Regions from separate parts of the Homo sapiens genome. Here regions 2 and 3 are each linked to region 1. Evidence: chromatin loops called from intact Hi-C (ENCODE). Cell type or tissue: Calu3. All regions are shown on one strand.

Region 1 (4,000 bases):
GCAGTTCCTTGTAATTTTACAACCAATACCAGCTGGGAAAGGGGGGCAAGCTGGAGCGTCTGTCCAAACTGAGGCTAGATATGAATCTTTCACCATGAAAATGTTAAAAGATATGAAGGAAGGAGTTAAACAATATGGACCCAACTCCCCTTATATGAGAACTTTATTAGATCCCATTGCTCATGGAAATAGACTTATTCCCTATGATTGGGAAATGTTGGCTAAATCTTCCCTTTCACCCTCTCAGTTCCTACAATTTAAAACCTGGTGGATTGATGGAGTACAAGAACAGGCACGAAAAAATCAGGCTATTTATCCCGCTGTTAATATAGATGCAGATCGATTGCTAGGAACAGGTCCAAATTGGAGCACAATTGGCCAACAGTCAGTAATGCAGAATGAGGGTATTGAACATCTAAGGGCTCTTTGCCTCAGGGACTGGGAAAAAATTCAGGACCCAGGCACCTGGGTGCCCCACGCACCACTTGCCCAGGCACCGCTTGCCCTTCTTCTAATTCAATTAGACAAGGCTGCAAAGAGCCATATCCAGACTTTGTGGCAAGGTTGCAAGATGCCTCTGAAAAATCTGTTTCGGATGATAATGCCCAAAAAGTTATTGTAGAAATAATGGCTTATCAAAAGTCAAATCCAGAATTTCAACCAGCCATAAAGCCATTAAAAGGAAAAGGTCCAGCAGGAGTTGATGTAATTACAGAATATGTGAAAGCTTGTGATGGGATTGGAGGAGCTATGCGAAAGGCAATGCTAATGGCTCAAGCAATGACCGGAGTCACTTTAGGAGGATAGTTAGAGCATTTGGGGGGAAATGTTATAATTGTGGTCAAATCGGTCATCTAAAAAAGAACTGCCCAGTCTTAAATAAACAGAGTAAAAATAAAGAGCCACCTGGCCTGTGTCCAAGACATGGAAAAGGAAAACATTGGGCTAATCAATGTCGTCCTAAATATGATAAAAATGGGCAACTATTGTCGGAAAAAGGGGTGAGGGGCCAGCCTCAGTCCCAACAACAAACTGGGGCATTCCCGATTCAGCCGTTTGTTCTTCAGGGTTTTCAGGGACAGCAACCACCACAGCAAATACCACCACTTCAGGGAATCAGCCAATTACAACGATACAACAGCTGTCCCCCGCCACAGCAGGCAGCACAGCAGTAGATTTATGTTCCACTCAAAAGGTTTCTTTACTCCCTGGAGAGACCCCGCAAAAGATTCCTACAGGGGTATATGGCCCACTGCCAGGAGGGACAGTAGGCCTCATTTTAGGGAGATGAAGTCTAAATTTGAAGGGAGTCCAAATTCATACTGGGGTAATTGATTCAGATTATAAAGGGGAAATTCAGTTAGTGATCAGCTCCACTGTTCCCTGGAGTGCCAATCCAGGTAATAGAATTGCTCAATTATTGCTTTTGCCTTATATTAAAATTGGGGAAAATAAAACGGAAAGGACAGGAGGGCTTGGAAGTACCAACTCTGCCGGAAAAGCCACTCATTGGGCTCGTCAGGTCTCAGAGAATAGATCTGTGTGTACAGTCACTATTCAGGGAAAGCAGTTTATAGGATTAGTGGATACCGATGCTGATGTTTCCATTATCGCCTTAAATCAATGGCCAAAAAATTGGCCTAAACAAAAGCCTGTTACAGGACTTGTCGGTGTGGGCAGCGCCTCAAAAGTGTATCAAAGCACCATGATTTTACATTGTCTAGGACCTGATAATCAAGAAAGTACAGTTCAACCTATGATTACTGCTATTCCAATTAATTTATGGGGCCGAGACTTGTTACAACAATGGCATGCAGAGATGACTATCCCAGCCTCCTTATACAGCCCCACGAGTCAAAAAATCATGACTAAAATGGGGTATCTCCCTGGCAAAGGACTAGGGAAAAATGGAGATGGCATTAAAATCCCAATTGAGGCTGAGGGAAATCAAGAAAGAAAAGGAATAGGATATCCTTTTCAGGAGTGGCCACTGTAGAGCCTCCAAAACCCATTCCATTAACTTGGAAAACAGAAAAACCTGTATGGGTAAATCAGTGGCTGCTACCAAAACAAAAGCTGGAGGCTTTACACTTATGGGCAAAAGAACAATTAGCAAAGGGACATATTGAGCCTTCACTTTCGCCTTGAATTCTCCTGTGTTTGTAACTCAGAAAAAATCCAGCAGATGGCGCATGTTAACCGACTTAAGAGCCGTCAACGCTGTAATTCAACCTATGGGGGCTCTCCAACCTGGGTTGCCCTCTCTGGCCATGATCCCCAAAGATTGGCCTTTAATTATAATTGATCTGAAGGGTTGCTTTTTTACCATTCCTCTAGCAAAACAGGATTTTGAAAAATTTGCTTTTACTATACCAGCCATAAATAATAAAGAACCAGCCACCAGGTTTCAGTGGAAAGTGTTGCCTCAGGGAATGCTTAATAGTCCAACTATTTGTCAGATTTTTGTAGCTGAAGCTCTTCAACCAGTTAGAGACAAGTTTTCAGACTATGTCTTTCATTATGTTGATGATCTTTTGTGTGCTGCAGAAACGAGAGACACATTAATTGACTGTTACACATTTCTGCAGACAGAGGTTGCAAACGCAGGACTGACAATAGCATCTGATAAGATTCAAACCTCTACTCCTGTCCATTACTTGGGAATGCGGGTAGAGGAAAGAAAATTTAAACAACAAAAAATAGAAATAAGAAAAGACACATTAAAAACATTAAACGACTTTCATAAATTGCTAGGAGATATTAATTGGATTTGGCCAACTCTAGGCATCCTTACTTATGCCATGTCAAATTTGTTCTCTATCTTGAGTGGGGATCCAGAATTGAATAGTAAAAGAACATTAACTCCAGAGGCAACTAAAGAAATTGAATTAATTGAAGAAAAAATTCGGTCAGCACAAGTAAATAGAATAGATCACTTCGCCCCACTCCAACTTTTGATTTTTGCTACTGCACATTCTCAACAGGCATTATTGTTCAAAATACAGATCTTGTGGAGTGATCTTTCCTTCCTGACAGTACGATTAAGACTTTTACATTGTACTTGGATCAAATGGCTACATTAATTGGTCAGGCAAGATTACAAATAATAAAATTGTGTGGAAGTGACCCAGATAAAATCATTGTTCCTTTAAACAAGGAAGAGTTTAGACAAGGCTTTATCAATTCTGCTGCATGGCAGATTGCTCTTGCTGATTTTGTGGGAATTATTGATAACCATTACCCAAAAACAAAAATCTTCCAGTTTTTAAAATTGACTACTTGAATTTTACCTAAAATTACCAGACATAAACCTTTAGAAAATGCTCTGACGGTGTTTACTGATGGTTCCAGCAATGGAAAAGTGGTTTACACCAGGCCGAAAGAACGAGTCATTGAAAATCAGATTCTGCATATGTAGCACAGCTACAAAGGATGTTGAGACAGCCCTAACCAAATATAGTATGGATGATCAGTTTAACAAGCCCTTTAATTTGTTACAACAAATTGTAAGAAAAAGAAATTTCCCATTTTATATTACTCATATATGAGCACATACTAATTTACCAAGGCCTTTAGCTAAAGCAAATGAACAAGCTGACTTGCTAGCATCATCTGCATTCATAGAAGCACAAGAACTTCATGCTTTCACTCATGTAAATGCAACAGGACTAAAAAATAAATTTGATATCACATGGAAACAGGCAAAAAATATTGTACAACATTGCACCCAGTGTCAAGTCCTACACCTGCCCACTCAGGAGGCAGGAGTTAATCCCAGAGGCCTATGTCCTAATGCATTATGGCAAATGGATGTCACACATGTACCTTCATTTGGAAAATTGTCGTTTGTCCATGTGACAGTTGATACTTATTTGCATGTCTATGGGCAACCTGCCAGACAGGAGAAAGTACTTCCCATGTTAAAAGACATTTATTATCTTGTTTTGCTGTCATGGGAGTTCCAAAAAAAAATTAAAACACGTAATGGGCCAGGATACTG
Region 2 (4,000 bases), 600 kb after region 1:
TTAAAAATTAACATATTGGGAGAGAAACTAATTTGAAGGGCAGATCAGGGAAGGCTTCTCTGGGGTCATATTTAAGCAGAGACTAGGGGGTTAGGTAGGAATCATCCAGCCTGGGAGAACTGGTGGTGACGAGGCCCTGTGGGCAGATAGATACATCTATGGGAGGCAGACCTGGAAGAGCCAAAGGGCATGGTAGATTTCAGAACAGAGAGGAGACCAATGTGGCTGGAGCCAAGGCGGGAGTGGAAGTGAATTGGAGGCAGAGATGAGAAATGCAGGAGCTAGGCTGCTCAGGTCCTTGGTAAGAATTATAGGCTCTACTAGATTGGTGAGGTCTGACCGCAGCTAAGAAAAGCCAGGTGTGAACATCCATCCCACCCATCCTGGTTAGCATCTGCCCTGTTGATCATGCCTGTGGTCTAGGCCCACCCACAGTCTTGCTTTCCATTTTCACTCCCACCATCATGAATCTCAACCCCTGATTCCACCATGTCCAGGTGATTGCAGGTGTCTCCCAAGTGATCCCTCTAGAAGCCCCTGGGAGGTGATCAGGAATTAGTGCCCTTACAGAAGAGACCCCAGAGAGCTAGCTAGCGCTTTCTACCAGGTGAGGATGTAGCCGAGAAACACTTCTGTGAGTCAGAAGATGGTCCTCACCAAAACCAAATCTGCCACCACCTTGATCTTAGACTTCCCAGCCTCCAGAGCTGTTGTTTATAAGCCACCCAGTGTACAGAATCTCTATTGCAGTAGCTCACAGGAACTCAGACAAGGACCATACCCGACCTCACCTTGAGATGCTCTGGGATGGACTGTAAGTTGGCAGGGAGGAATTAGCAGCCAGGATCCACATCTAATTCTCTTTATCCTCAGTCCCCAGCACACTTAGAAATGCTTCAATAGAGTAAGGTCACATTGAATGTGAATGTCAGAATTGATTGGCAGTCCATCCCTCTGATCCTATTGGAACATGGCCCTGCCCTCTCGCACCCTCAGGGCCTTTGCACTTGTTCCCTTTGCATGGGATCATTTCCCCATCCTTCTCACCACATGAGCGCCTATGCATCCTTCAGTTCTCATTATAGATCACAGATGCTTCTTTCAGGAAACCTCACCTGACCAGGTGAGATGTCCACATCATACCCTCAATTTATTTACCTCCACCCTGGGAAATTACCAAATTAAGGCAGCCTTTCTCATTAGATTGTGAGCTCCTTGTGCACAGGGCCTGGGTCTGATTCACTCTCTTTAGATTTGCTGCCCAACACCCTCCGTGGCTTATAAATAGCACCTAATAAATGGCCATTCATTGTCGAAGGACTATAATGCAGTGGGCACTGCATTTGGAGCTGGGGAAGGAGGCAATGATGAATAGAAACGGATACAGACTATTCCTTCTATTTTCATGTGTATTTGAAGTTTTTCATAATAAAAAGTCCAAAAAACATGTAAACCCCACCCCCGCCTTCACAAAGGGTACAGTCTAATGGGGAAAAAGCCATTAATAAAATAATCACAGAATTTATCATTAAAAATCATGTTTAGCCATATGGAGGAAAAGCAATAATAAATAATTCACTTCTACAATTCTTGAGTATATGCCAAGCATTGTTTTAAAAGTTCTGTGTGCATTACTCATTTAGTCCTCACAAAATCCCTACAAGGACGGCACTATCATTATCCCATTTTGTAGAAGGGGAAACTGAGGCAGAGAGCTTCGCCCAACATCACACAGGCAGGCAGAACTGGGATTCTAACCCGGACAGCCCAACTTTAGAGCCGATCGTTTGATTGTATCTATGGCTTTTATAAGGACATACCTTAAGTCATGTACGTTCTAGTAATGCCAGCACTAGTCCCAGAGTTGTCCTTGGAAGGTGCCGTTTTCCCACTTGCCGGGCCACAGAGATGAAGGTGAAATCAGAACCACAAACTCACACCTAACCAGGGCCATCTTGGAACGCTACGTGCAGCCACAGTGACCTCTGGTGGTCAAAGCATGAATGGCATGAATGCATCACATTGACGCCGGGAGACCAAACCTCAGGATGATTTCCCAAATCGGCTTGTATTTGCTAAGGCCTCATTCGGGTCCTACTTGGGCTAGTGTCTCCCAGGACACGAGGAAGGATAAGTTTCCAAAGGCGGACTGTCAGGGCTTGGTCAGTGGCTGGGGGCTACTGGGAGTCTGTGCTCCTGTGTTCTGTCCAGGCCTTCGGAAAACCCTGGCCTCAGCTCCATCCAGCTCCCCTCTCCTGGGGCTTCAGGACCTGGGGCTTCAGGACAGGGGGCTGTGTGGCTCTGTCATCCAGGTTCAGTTGGTAACATCTTTTGCAGGCACTGTGTCCCTGGCTGAGAAGGGGACAGTTACTCATTCATTCATTTGATCAAATATTTATTGAGCATCTACTGTATGCCAGGCACATTCTAGGTGCTGAGAAGAAAGCAAAGAATAAAAGAGACAACGTTCCTGCATTCCTTCTCCCCTACATTAGGGGCTGAGCCCCTTTTTCCCACCTCCCTTTTCCCTCTCCTGCCCCCACCCTCTTCTTCCAACTTATAATGTAGTGTAATGATTTCATTCCTGGGGTTCGCGTGTGTGTGGAGTCTCTGTGTGTTGAACAAAAGGAACTTGACTTCTACTGCACTCAAAGAATAAACCATAAACTGCACTCAAAGAATAAACCATAAACCAGAACAGACAGACAGACACACGTATACACACACACATGCACATGTACAAATTCCTGACCTCATGATGTTTGCATTCTAGTGAGGAGAGACAGACCATAAACAGGTGATCATAAATGTCACAGAGAAAAGTAAAGCCACAGCAAGAGGGTCAGGAGTGGAGTGGTGGATGGGAGTCATTTTGTTTGGGCTGGGCTGGGATGCCTTGATGATATTTAATGAAGGCCCAAGGTGCCTTGTAGGGGTGCAATTGGTTTGTTCCCTTTCTCTCTGTCTCTTTCTCCACTGCAATTATCCAGAAGTTAATACATACAGTGGTACAAGTAGATGTTTTCATGTTTGAGAGTCAAAGATTCTAGAGGCAGTCACTCAGGGTGACATTGAAGTAACAATTTTCTACTACTTTGTTATAGTAGCCCACAGGGACTCAGACAAGGACCATACCTGACCTCACCTTGAGATTCTCTGGGATGGACTGAAAGTTGGGAGGGAGGAATTAGCAGCCAGGATCCACGTCTAATTCTCTTTATCCTCTGTCCCCAGCACACTTGGAAATGCTTCAATACAGTAAGGTCATATTGAATGTGAATGTCAGAATTGATTGGCAGTCCATCCCTCTGATCCTATTTGAACGTGGCCCTGCCCTCTTGCACCCTCAGGGCCTTTGCACCTGTTCCCTTTGCCTGGGATCATTTCCTCTATCCTTCTCACCGCGTGAGCTCCTATGCATCCTTCTCACCTCAGCATAGATCCTAGGTGCTTCTTGCTGGCTGGAGCGTTGGCCATGCAGGAACGAACATTTGTCCTCTTTTTCCTGTTGTGCTTCACACTTGGAGAAGTGGATGCAGGGAGGTGAGCTGTGTGGATATCTGGGAAGAACATTCTGAGCTGTGGGAACAGCCTGTGCCGGGGCTCTGGGCTGGGTACTTGAGGGACAGTGAGGAGGCAGATGTGGCTACAGGTGCAGTAGGGGGGTCGGGGCGGAGCAGGAGGTGAGGCCAGAGAGTTGGGGGAGGTGACTCTCACAAGGGGCCTTAACAATACCTTGTCCCTATCTCTGGTGGGGCTGATTTTGGCCTTGAGGATGAAGGCAACACCTTCTCAGAATGCTGAGCAACTTTGTCCACACAGTGGAGGGGTGGAGGAGGTGAGCTCCTGACTCAGGTGCCCTGACACCATGTGGGGCTCTCTGGGGCCAGGCATCCTCAGAGGCTCTCACTTGCATCATTTCTTGTTTACTTTCCCAACAACCCCGGGTGATAGGCCTTATGCTACCCATTTTCTTTTTTCTTTTTGAGATGGAGTCTTG
Region 3 (4,000 bases), 66 kb after region 1:
GCCTAAAATGGAATTGACCTCAGTGGCAAAGCTCTTCATCACGCAGCATCCTAAGTGTTGACTATCAGACAATCAGAATGACCCTGGGCTTGGGCAAAATGGTCTCCATCCATCACTTTGAAGTCATTCCCTACCACCCTCCACTCACCCCTACGATTCCCCAGAACTAACTTCCTGCTCTCTCTCCCCAGCTGTCTAAAGACCTCGTTAAACATCCTCGCAATAACTAACTGTGTGCTTTTGGAATCAGACTTGAAGCATCTGTCCAAGTACCCGAGCATTGGTCAACTAAAGACCCTGGACCTGAGTGGCACCAGACTGGCCAATTTCAGCCTTGTGCCGCTCCAAGTTCTCCTAGAAAAAGTTGCAGCCACCCTTGAGTACCTGGACTTAGATGACTGTGGCATCGTAGACTCCCAAGTCAACGCCATCCTGCCTGCCCTGAGCCGCTGCTTTGAGCTCACCACCTTCAGCTTCCGTGGAAATCCCATCTCCACGGCCACCCTGGAGAACCTGCTGTGCCACACAATCAGACTCAACAACTTATGCCTGGAGCTGTATCCTGCCCCGCGGGAGAGTTATGATGTTCGTGGTATCGTCTGCCGGAGCAGATTTGCCCAACTTGGGGCTGAGCTGATGGGGAGAGTGAGGGCCTTAAGGGAGCCCGAGAGGATCTTGTTCTGTACCGACTACTGCCCTCAGTGTGGCAACAGGTCACTTTACGACCTGGAGGTAGATCGGTGTTGCTGTTGAATGCCTGCCTATTTGGGTGGATATATCAAACTCTTTTTTCTGAACACTTGAAAACTAAAACCTAGGTCTTTTTGCGCCCAGGCTGGAGTTCAGTGGCACAATCCTGACTCATTGCAACCTCTGCCTCCTGAGTGCAAGCGCTTCTCCTGCCTCAGACGCACCCGCCATAACACTTTTTAAATATTTCAATCCCACATTTTAAAAGTTACATCTAGGCTGTGCACGGTGGCTCACACCTGTAATCTTAGCACTTCAGGAGGCTGAGGCGGGGGGGTGGCTCACGAGGTCAAGAGATCGAGACCATCCTGGCCAACATGGTGAAACCCCGTCTCTATTAAAAATACAAAAATTAGCTGGGCGTGGTGGCGCATGCCCGTAGTCCCAGCCACTCAGGAGGCTGAGGCAGGAGAATCGCTTGAACCCGGGAGGCAGAGGGTGCAGTGAGCCGAGATCATGCCACTGCACTCCAGTCTGACGACAGAGCGAGAATCTGTCTCAAAAAAGTAAATAAAAACAATCTGTCTCAAGAAAAAAAAAGTTACATCTTTTTGGGGAGCTAGCTCAGATTGATGAGAGATTTTCTCATAACACCTACCCTCTCTCTCTATCAAGGAAGAGACTAGTGCAGAGTGTTTTGGAATCTCACATCATCAAAGGGTGGATAACGATCAAGTGCCTGTGGGTGATGAGTGACCTTCCCTGTGTTGAAGAAACCTACTTAAAGGGCACCTAAGTGAAGGATCCTGCTGAGGATTCAGGGGCTGGTGTTGCTGCCAGGGATCTTAGCCAAGAGCCTCAGTTTCCCTGTAAAATCAGGATGGTAGTGTCCAACAGCTTATGGGACCCTTGTAGGATCCGATAAGATGGTCCATGTTTAGGGCTTGGCATGGGGCCTGGCATAAGTAAGATCAATACACCTTGTTCTTTTCTCTCTTCTCAGCAGAAGTCCCAGCATTTTTCATCTTTCTTTCTTTTTTTTTTTTTTTTTAAGACAAAGCCTTGCTCTTCACCAGGCTGGAGTGCAGTGGTGCAATCTTGGCTCACTGCAACCTCCGCCTCTCGGGTTCAAGCGATTCTCCTGCCTCGTGCTCCCGAGCAGCTAGGACTACAGGCGCGCGCCACCACGCCCCGCTAATATTTGTATTTTTAGTAGAGACGGGGTTTCACCATGTTGGCCAGGATGGTCTCGATCTCCTGACCTCGTGATCCTCCCTGCTCGGCATCCCAAAGTGCTGGGATTACAGGCGTGAGCCACCGCGCCCAGCCGCATTTTTCATCTTTTAATCTCACCTCCATTTCCTGGTAACAGGGAGGCAACAAGAACCCAGGACATGCAATGGGGCTCAGCTTCTACACGCCGCCACAATTTCATCATGATTCCCCCAAACAGCAGAGCCCCAGGAGCCAGCAGGGGACGGGCTGGGCAGTGCAGGACTGGATTCATTTCCAGTGATTATAAAATCAAAATTTCCAGTCCATGGGTCTCGACTGCCATCTGCTGGTAGATGAGACCAGATGGTGTAATTTAGTGTTGCAAGGATTATATTTTATGGTATATTAAAAATTTTACTATTATGTAAATACTATTTGAGTACAAATATTTGTGTTGTCATTTATGTATATTAAAGATATAGAACTTTTAAAGAATGCAGTGTGATATTTTAAGAATGGTTAACAGCTGGGAGCAGTGGCAACAGAGCAAGACTCCGTCTCAGGAAAAAAAAAACAGGCCGGGCGCAGTGGCTCATGCCTGAAATCCCAGCACTTTGGGAGGCCGAGGCAGGCGGATCAACTGAGGTCAGGAGTTCGAGACTAGCCTGGCAACATGGGGAAACCCTGTCTCTACTAAAAAATACAAAATTAGCCGGGCGTGGTGGTGCATGTCTGTAAGGCGGCTGAGGCAGGAGAATCACTTGAACCCGGGAGGCGGAGGTTGCGGTGAGCTGAGATCGCGCCATTGCACTACAGCCTGGGCAACAAGAGCGAGACTCCGTCTCAAAAAAAAAAAAAAAAGAATGAAAGAATGGTTAACTTAGTTTGGATTTTCAAAAAGAATGAGATTTTTAAAACTAATTTTAAAAACACTGAACAAGAATCGCTTGTTCTTTAAATATACTTAGAATAGTACAATTTTAGCATTGGAAGGAAGCATTACAGGTTTTTTTAAGTATTGAGTTTATTTTATTTTATTTTATTTTGAGACCAGGTCTCACTCTCGTCCAGGCTGGAGTGCAGTGGCATGATCACGGCTCACTGCAGCCTCAACCTCCCAAGGCTCACGTGATCTTCCTGTCTCAGCCCACCTGGTAGCTGGAACAACAGGCATGAACCATCATGCCTGGCTTATTTTTGTATTTTTAGTAGAGACCAGGTTTCACCATGTTGCCCAGGCCGGTCTTGAACTTCTGGGCTCAAGCGATCCACCTGCCTGTGCCTCCCAAAGTGCTGGGATTACAGGTGTGAGCCACTGTGCCCAGGCTTCAGTTTGTTTATTTATTTATTTTTGAGAACGAGTTTCACTCTGTCGCCCAGGCTGGAGCACAGTGGCACGATCTCGGCTCACTGCAACCTCCGCCTCCAGGGTTCAAGCGATTCTACTGCCTCAGCCTCCCAAGTAGTTGGGATTACAGGCATGAGCCACCACGCCTGGCTAAGTTTTGTATTATTATTGTTATTTTTATTTTTAGTAGAGACAGGGCTTTGCCAAGTTGGCCAGGCTGGTCTCGGACCCCGGACCTCAGGTGATCCACCTGCCTCGGCCTCCCAAAGTGCTAGGACTACAGGTGTGAGCCACCATGCCCGGCCTATTATTATTTATTTATATTTTTATTTATTTTATTTTATTTATTTTTTTTTTGAGATGGAGTTTCACTCTTGTTGCCCAGGCTGGAGGCAATGGTGCGATCTCTGCTCACTGCAACTTCTGCCTACCAGGTTCAAGCAATTCTCCTGCCTCAGCCTCCAGAGTCGCTGGGACTACAGGTGCCCACCACAATGCCCGGCTAATTTTTTGTATTTTTAGTAGAGACGGGGTTTCACCATGTTAGCCAGGCTGATCTCAAACTCCTGATCTCAAGTGATCCACCTGTCTCGGCCTCCTAAAGTGCTGGGATTTCAGGCATGAGCCAGCACACCCAGCCTATTTTTTTTTTTTTTAATAGAAGTTTTAGGTTCACAGAAAAACTAAACAGAAAGTGCAGAGTTCTCATCTACCCCCTTCCTCCTTCAACACACAGCACCCCTACGG

The links. Peaks named below come from ENCODE experiments on the same cell type or tissue, not always from the same donor. Only the 100,000 strongest peaks of a DNase experiment are listed, where the experiment ranks them.
Region 2: a loop joins it to region 1, with 19 times the contacts of the local background. A loop is called at or near these places in 9 of 110 quality-filtered maps.
Region 3: it touches region 1 in a loop (12-fold over the local background); 11 of 110 quality-filtered maps call a loop at or near these places.

Annotation. Positions count from the first base shown.
Region 1 is chr1:13,354,788-13,358,787 of GRCh38, forward strand. No RefSeq gene overlaps it. Among named protein-coding and RNA genes, the nearest start is that of PRAMEF14, 9.7 kb to the left of the region's middle. In Calu3, no CTCF peak of the experiment used is centred here; a DNase peak (open chromatin) is centred at 2,184.
Region 2 is chr1:13,958,590-13,962,589 of GRCh38, forward strand. It overlaps a transcript of KAZN not described here. Among named protein-coding and RNA genes, the nearest start is that of PRDM2, 260 kb to the left of the region's middle. In Calu3, a CTCF peak has its summit at 1,986 (motif pointing left); a DNase peak (open chromatin) is centred at 1,982.
Region 3 is chr1:13,420,506-13,424,505 of GRCh38, forward strand. It overlaps PRAMEF20 (PRAME family member 20), which reads left to right. Exons shown (of 4, transcript NM_001099852.2): 4 at 192-823. The coding sequence ends at 753. Among named protein-coding and RNA genes, the nearest start is that of PRAMEF20, 12 kb to the left of the region's middle. In Calu3, a CTCF peak has its summit at 2,261 (motif pointing left); a DNase peak (open chromatin) is centred at 2,216.